Regions from separate parts of the Mus musculus genome. Here region 2 is linked to region 1. Evidence: chromatin contacts called from ENCODE Hi-C or POLR2A ChIA-PET data. All regions are on one chromosome and are shown on one strand. Each heading gives the region's core, a stretch centred on a gene start or an enhancer-like site at or near the end of the contact. The rest is flanking DNA. Distances are from core to core; before and after follow the strand shown.

What was found. Hi-C counts contacts between places; a loop is a spot of excess contacts on that map. ChIA-PET counts read pairs that join two places held with the same protein, here RNA polymerase II (POLR2A).
Region 2: a map of T-helper 17 cell shows a loop between it and region 1 (2.4-fold over the local background). The contact joins the promoter of Grhpr here to the promoter of Shb in region 1. A Hi-C loop is called at or near these places in 3 of 37 maps with a recorded cell type or tissue (T-helper 1 cell and T-helper 17 cell). POLR2A ChIA-PET finds 5 or more read pairs at or near these places in 1 of 5 experiments (embryonic stem cell).

Annotation. Positions count from the first base shown.
Region 1 is chr4:45,529,001-45,532,404 of GRCm38, reverse strand. Shb (src homology 2 domain-containing transforming protein B) reads left to right here and starts at 1,577. Exons shown (of 6, transcript NM_001033306.1): 1 at 1,577-2,843. The coding sequence starts at 2,145.
Region 2 is chr4:44,979,756-44,983,221 of GRCm38, reverse strand. Grhpr (glyoxylate reductase/hydroxypyruvate reductase) reads right to left here and starts at 1,828. Exons shown (of 9, transcript NM_080289.2): 1 at 1,688-1,828; 2 at 213-343. The coding sequence starts at 1,770.

The sequences.
Region 1 (3,404 bases), core at 328-2,827:
ATTTGAGACATATAAGTGTAGGGATACCCAAAATAAGCATCTCAGCATCAACTTCTGGGGTCTCTCCCTATCTATGCTCCACACACCAAACGTTCAGCCTTGTCCTGTGTGCAGAGTTTAAGACTATTTCCTAAGGATGCTAAATGAATAGGTCTCAGGTAAGAAATAAGTGGGAATGTTATCGGAGATTGTTGGGGTTCAGGTAGCAGTGGGGTTTGGGAAATTCAAGTGGTCTTAGGGAACGAGAGAGGCAAGTAGTCTGACTACGTGGGGCTGAGCAGATAGATTGGAGCCTTCGGAGTCATGGGTCTGCCTTTTTCTAGTGTGGTGTCGCTGGAGCCTGAGTCTGGTAGGTCGCAGGGAGAGTTTGGAAGAGGTCACATTGTGCCTTACCAGGTCCCGAAGTCTCAGGATGAGAGTCTGACCTCCAGTACTAGCAGATCCTGGATTTGCTCTCTACTTCGATAGGTTACTGTTCCTACAGGACACAGGAAAAACAGTGTGTCCAACCTATATATAATGTACAGGTGACAGGTGAAATTACGGTCACAGTGTGTTATTTTGGCAAATCACCATTCTGAAGGACGGTTTCAGCTCAGAGGTACTCAAGGGGGATGGGGGGTGGGGCTGGCCAAATAGAACTTCCAAACATATCTAACATCTAGAAGGCAGATATCTTATTTCATTTTCAGGCAGTATTTTGTTCTTGACAAGGCTCCTGCTACCCCCTCTGAGAGCAGACTCAGAAAGCTACCCCCCTTTGGCCTGGGTTTCCTCACGTTTGGATAATAACTCCATTGTCTTAAGTTACATCATCACAGTGCCACCAGATCCTAGTCATCCATGTATAATCTACCTCGGGGCCTCAGTTTCTCCATCTGGAAAACTGTCTCTGGATTAAATAGAGTCTCGCCAGCTCCGGCAACCTTAAGCGTTAAATGTTTACATAGCTGGTTCCACTAGGTTGGCAGTGAACAGGGTTAAAGCCCCACTTCCTAGAAGGTGAAAAGGTAAGCAAACAGTCCGACCTCCCCTTAGCCTTGCTCAGGGATTGGTGCCCCGCCTGGTCCCAGCCGCCTATCCCGTCCGGATCCGTCATCTGGATTGCTAATACACTCATTAGCATAAAGAGTTTTTCCGAAGACCCGGCGCCGGAAAAGCTGAACCGGAGTCTCTGTCCCTTTAAAGAGAAGAGGGACAGCCACTCTCTCATTTTAGGGCATCTCCTCTGCATGGTCCTCTCGGTCAACTAGAGGTCGTGCGTTAGTCCAGCCTGCCTACCACCTCGATGGTGGACATCCATTCCTAGAGTGCACGGCGCGTGGGCCCCCAGGGACTGTGCTGACTGCTTTGGCTTCAAAGAGCCGCAGTCCCTGCTGGAGGGAGGCACGGCCTGCCAAGCCGCAGGACGCGGGCGCCCTAGGGCAGGACCCCGGAGCTGGCGCCCAGGCGGCCGCAGGAGGTGGCTCGTGCAGTCGTGAGGAGGTTCCTGGCTGCACGCGGGGGCGTGGCCTAGGAGGGGCGTGGCATTGGCGGAGGGGTGGGGCCTGCGGGAAGGGGCGGGGCCGCGGCGCTGGGCGGGTTCTGGCGGCCGAGTGTCACACACGCGGCGGCTCGGGAGGCGGCAGCAGAGGCAGCGGCAGAGCCAGGCGCCGCCGGGACGGGCAGGGGCGCGCGGGCTCCGCCAGGCGCCGGCCGCCTCCCTCATTCGTTCGCTTGTTTTCCGACCCGCAGTGGGGCCGGGCTCGCCCCCGTGCACTCGAGAAGCCCGCAGCTGGCCGCGGCTCGCACGGGGCAGGGGCGCGCTCCGCGAGGGTGGGGGCGCTGGGTGCGGGCGTGCGCGGCGGGGGGCGCCTGGCCTTCCGCTCTAGGCGGCCCGGGTCCCTATGAGACACGTCTGTGCGGGGCGCGAGATCCAAAGCTCGGTCGGCGCGCGGCAGGGGCGGAGGGCTGTGCAGCAGCGGCCGGAGCCAGGCGGCGGCCGGCAGGAGGCGGCGGCTGCGAGAACTTGAACTTGGCGACCGGTGCCCCGCACGCCCCCCACCGGGGCAGGGGCGTTGCGGGACTGGGCGACAGCGTTGTCCCCCGAATGGCCGCGGCGGCGGACCGGGCTCGCGCGCCGCGGCCCTAGGCGGCCCTTCGCCATGGCCAAGTGGCTGAACAAGTACTTCAGCTTGGGCAACAGCAAGACTAAGAGTCCGCCGCAGCCGCCGAGGCCGGACTACCGGGAGCAGCGGCGCCGGGGCGAGCGACGAGAGCAGCCCCCGCAGGCCGTGCCGCAGGCCTGCTCGGCGTCCTCGGCGTCCTGTGGGTCGGCCGCCGCCTGCTTCTCGGCCTCGTCGGGCTCTCTGCCCGACGACAGCGGCAGCACGAGTGACCTCATCCGCGCCTACCGCGCGCAGAAGGAGCGCGACTTCGAGGACCCGTACAACGGGCCGGGCTCGTCGCTGCGCAAACTGCGAGCTATGTGCCGCCTGGACTACTGCGGCGGCGGCGGCGGCGGGGACCCCGGCGGGGGCCAGCGCGCCTTCACGGCGGCAGCGGGAGCTGCGGGCTGCTGCTGCGCGGCGGCGGGAGCGGGCGCCGCCGCGTCCTCGTCCTCATCCTCCGGCTCCCCGCACCTCTACCGCAGCAGCAGCGAGCGGCGGCCGACGACGCCGGCGGAGGTGCGCTACATCTCCCCTAAGCACCGACTCATCAAAGTGGAGAGCGCGAGCGCTGCGGGGGACCCTCCGGGAGGCGTGTGCTCTGGCGGCCGTACCTGGAGCCCGACGACCTGCGGAGGCAAAAAACTGCTCAACAAGTGCTCCGCCGAGGAGACCGGAGCTGGTCAGAAAGATAAGGTAAGCTCCAAAGCTATTGGTGCGCTTGGGGAACTGAGGCACTGCCACGTTTCCCATCCCTTGCATCAACTTTGCTCTGGCATCCTGGGGTCTAGGCTACAGCGCTCATTTTGCCAGATGGTGATTAGACTCCGACTCTTTGGTTCCTGCTCCCCAAACGCACCCTTGCGGATCCCAGAGCCAGAGCGAGAGCACCCCGTCTAACTACCCAGAAGACAGACCCAGCCAGCCCTTCCGGCTCCCCCAGTAAAGTTAGCAGCGGCTGGCCTAAAAGAGCATTTACTCTCGTTTACCCCGGGGTCCCTGTAGTGGTCCCCCTCCCAGATGCAGATGGGAATTGAGGTCTAGAATGGGAAAGGGAATCTCCGGGTCGTAGATTTCCTTATTGGCTGTCCCAGAATATCTGTATGTGTGTAAATGCTTCTAAACGTCCCACTCTGCGTGCCAGGTTTCCGAAGCCAAGCGGCCTTTTGTACTAGAGCGATATTGGGAACCCCCATGCAGGCTTTTCCGGTGTTAAGGTTCGTCCTCCCAGAGAATTTACCCATCTGGCCTTTCCCA
Region 2 (3,466 bases), core at 579-3,078, 550 kb after region 1:
CACAAGGTCTTTGCCCTCTTGGAGCCTCCTGGAAACTTAAAAGCCAGATTGGGGACAACACGGGCCAGGTAGAGCTACTGTTGGGGACACCCTCAGAAGACAGGAAAATACATCAGATCAGCTCAAAGGCCGGCTGCAGAGAGCTGAAGTGCTTGCCCTGATAAGACCCTCCCCCGACCTCAGAACTTTGCTCAGGCTGACTCAGGACATACCTGCGGCATCCAGAAGTTTCTTGTCCACACGGTCAGAGAGGCGGCAGAGCAAGCCATGGGCCCCCACCACACCTTGCTCCAGATCCTTTCTGGGGATGGGGTCATCCGAATTCCACTGTTCCACCTCACAGCTGGAAGCAAAAGGCAGCCACTCAAAGGATGCAGGGAGCCTCCGAGGTCCTACAGCATGCACAGCTAGCAAACATGGCCTTCCACCTGCTATGGCCTTAGGCTAGCCTTTGTTAAGGTCATTCGTGGGGAGCCTCAGAACTGTCTGGAGTGTAGTTGAGGAGGGGGTGAAGTGCTGCCAAAGTGGGGAACACTGACAAGAGCTGAAGGCTCCTCTGGTCACGGGAGCACTTGAGTGTGCTTCCTTAGTAGCCTCAAATGTGAGGTGCTCCTCCAAACCCTTCCGTTGCACTCAGAGCAGTCCAGGTGTGTGCACACAGGAGACACTGGACAGTGGCTGGCAGGTCCCCAGGTCCATCTGTCTCTGCTCCTCAGCACCAAAAGTACCAACAAAACAAGTCCTTGGGAAAAACTGTACTGTGCTAGAAAAAATTTCGAAACAAGTCACAGTCCCCAAACCATCAGAATTTAATCCCAGCATTCAAAACGCAGAGGCAGACGGATCTCTATAAGTTCAAGGGCAGCCTGATCTACAAAGCCAGTTCCCGGACAGGCAGGGCTGCTACACAGAGAAATCCTGTCTTGAAAAAAAAAAATCAGGAAACAAACAAACAAAAACTGACTGCCGAGCACTCTCACCTCCTCCCAAACTGGCATGGTAACACAAAGCCGGCAGGACAAAGTGACCCGCCTGCAGCGGATGAGGACTAAGCATAAGGGCCAGGCCTGCCACCTGGAGCTGAGTGACCCCAGGGCAAGGTACAACAAGCCCATCCAGACTGTTTTCAAGTGATGCAGAAATTCTAAAGCTGACTTCACAGTCTGTGTTCACAGCTCCTGGCAAGGCTACCCACTAAACAAGGTTCAATAGGAAGAGAACAGTCATCAAATGGCCCCATCGAGTATCCAAGGAGGCAAGCCAATGACTGTCATAGTCCCTGAACACTACTTCTGCCTGCCAGCTAACCCTCAGTGGGTAAAATTCACAGCCTGCACCTTGCCCCATAGGCAATCTCACTTCACTGAAACATGGAGACCAATAGCCTGGGGCCCGGAGCAAGCTGCCTCCCGGAGAACTACGGCCCCAAACTCCAAGCCAGCCCCTTGGGGACACAGCTGGCAACACCTGAGCAAAGTCCCCATGCGCCAGAGCCACCCTCTCGGGTCCTGGCTCCGCTTCGCCTGCCTGCCAGGCACCCGGCTCTTGAGAGGTGGCCCCCAGCCCTGGGACAGCTCTGGAAGCCCTAGCGGCGTGTCTCCATGGGTGCAGGGGTGTTTGAGGTTAGGTGGACAGGACAGCGTGCCAGGGGCACGGCTGCAGCCCCCGTACCGACGCGGGCGCTTACTCTGCGGCCTGGGCGAGCGCAGCCCTGCCCTCGGCAGGCAACGGGCCAGTGACGAACACCTTCATGAGTCGCGCCGGTTTCATAAGACCCGCAGCAGCAAACACGTACCAGGCTGGCCTTGCAGGAGACGACGGAAGTGTGGGCGGGGCCGGCGTTAGGGGCGGGGCCGGCGCTGGGGGCGGGGCCGAGCCCGGGACCTCTATGGTCTGGTATAGCTGTGGCTGTAGCTTTGGAGACCAAGTGTCCCGGATAGAGGCTCTGTGTTAGTGTGGGTTGAGTGTAGGACTTGGAGAGCCTTCTTTGGTGTGTGTGCTTTCAAGAGTAACATGGCCTCGAGACTGTCAAACACCACTAGGAGCCTGGAGTGAGGGGCATTATGAGGAGGGACCTGTGAGAGAGACCTCTCTGACTATGCTGTCGGTATTGGCAAAGGAGAAAGCCCTGTGAGGCCTATCTTAGCCAAACTATCCCAGAGGCTTCTGGTTAAACACACGGAATTCTAAGCCGAGCCTGACCTGCATGCTGAGGGAGGAGACTGAGGGAGAGGGTCTGAGTCCAGACATTATAGCTTTAATACTTAGAATGATTCCTTACTGGGACTTTACAATTGTGATGATATTTTAGCCCATCACGGGCCACCCAGGCGAGCTAGACACAAGTGCTAACTGTCTGGAAGCAGTTCCTGAGCAAGCAGGGACCAGGTATGCTGAGCCACGGGTAGATCCAGGGTTTGCAGGTAGATGGGACTGAGTCTGGATCTTGGCTTTAACCCTTTCCAGTTGTTTGACCTTTAACCCTAATCTGCATTCCCACCCCTGTTTCTTCAGGCACATCGTGAGGTTAGCATTTCCTTTGAAGGTTGTTTTCACTACTGAACAGGGGTGCTTAGCCTGAGGGTGGCAGAGCTCAAGCTGCAATGCCCAGATGCCTGGGGCTAAATGCCCGATTCACCACCGTGAGCAATTATTAAACGTTGTGTGCCTCCATGTCTTCCTTATCTGTCCCATGGGGATTGTAGTAATGCTTGCCTTGGCTTGTTGAGAGATGAAGTATGTACTGTGCTTATAATAGAGACTAAGGCAGGCATGGCGATTATGCTTATAATCCGGCATTCAAGAGGTAGAGGCAGGACTGTTCAAGGCCAGCCCAGACTTTACGGCAAATGATGCAGATCCTGAAGGCGGTTTAGGACTAGCTCAGGGCCCCAGGCCTGTCCTTCAGCTCTGCAACCTCACTTCAGTCCAAGGGCTGCTCAGTGACTTGGTCTCTGGTCTGGAAGGGCGCCAAGGACAACACAGTGTACTCTTCACTGATTTTATGGGGACCCATGAGGACTCTAGTACAACACACACGCAGTGTTGACAGATGTCAACTGGGCCATTTGGGATGTTTATTTATTTATTTATTTATTTATTTGAAACACATAGTCCCCACCAGCCTCCAGCTAGCAGGAGATGGCCTTGAACTTGCCGGAATTACATGTACCTAGCACACTTCCTGTTCCTATCTGGGTCCAGGCCAAGGCTTTGCACAACCCTTCCCGTCCTAAGTAATACATTAATGTCTCCCCTACTGACCCGTTTGCTAGGTCACTGAGGGGAAAGGAAAGGTCCTGAAATTTGTCAAACATTGACACAAGGTGTTTTCGTGTCCCCAGGCCAGGCCTGCTGGGCTCGGCTCAGCTCTCTCCACATACCCAGGACAGGCAAGGACAGTAGGGCACTGGACACACATGTCAACAGGGGCCGTGTGGGTCGCTCCCTCAAGGCAAATCGTCAG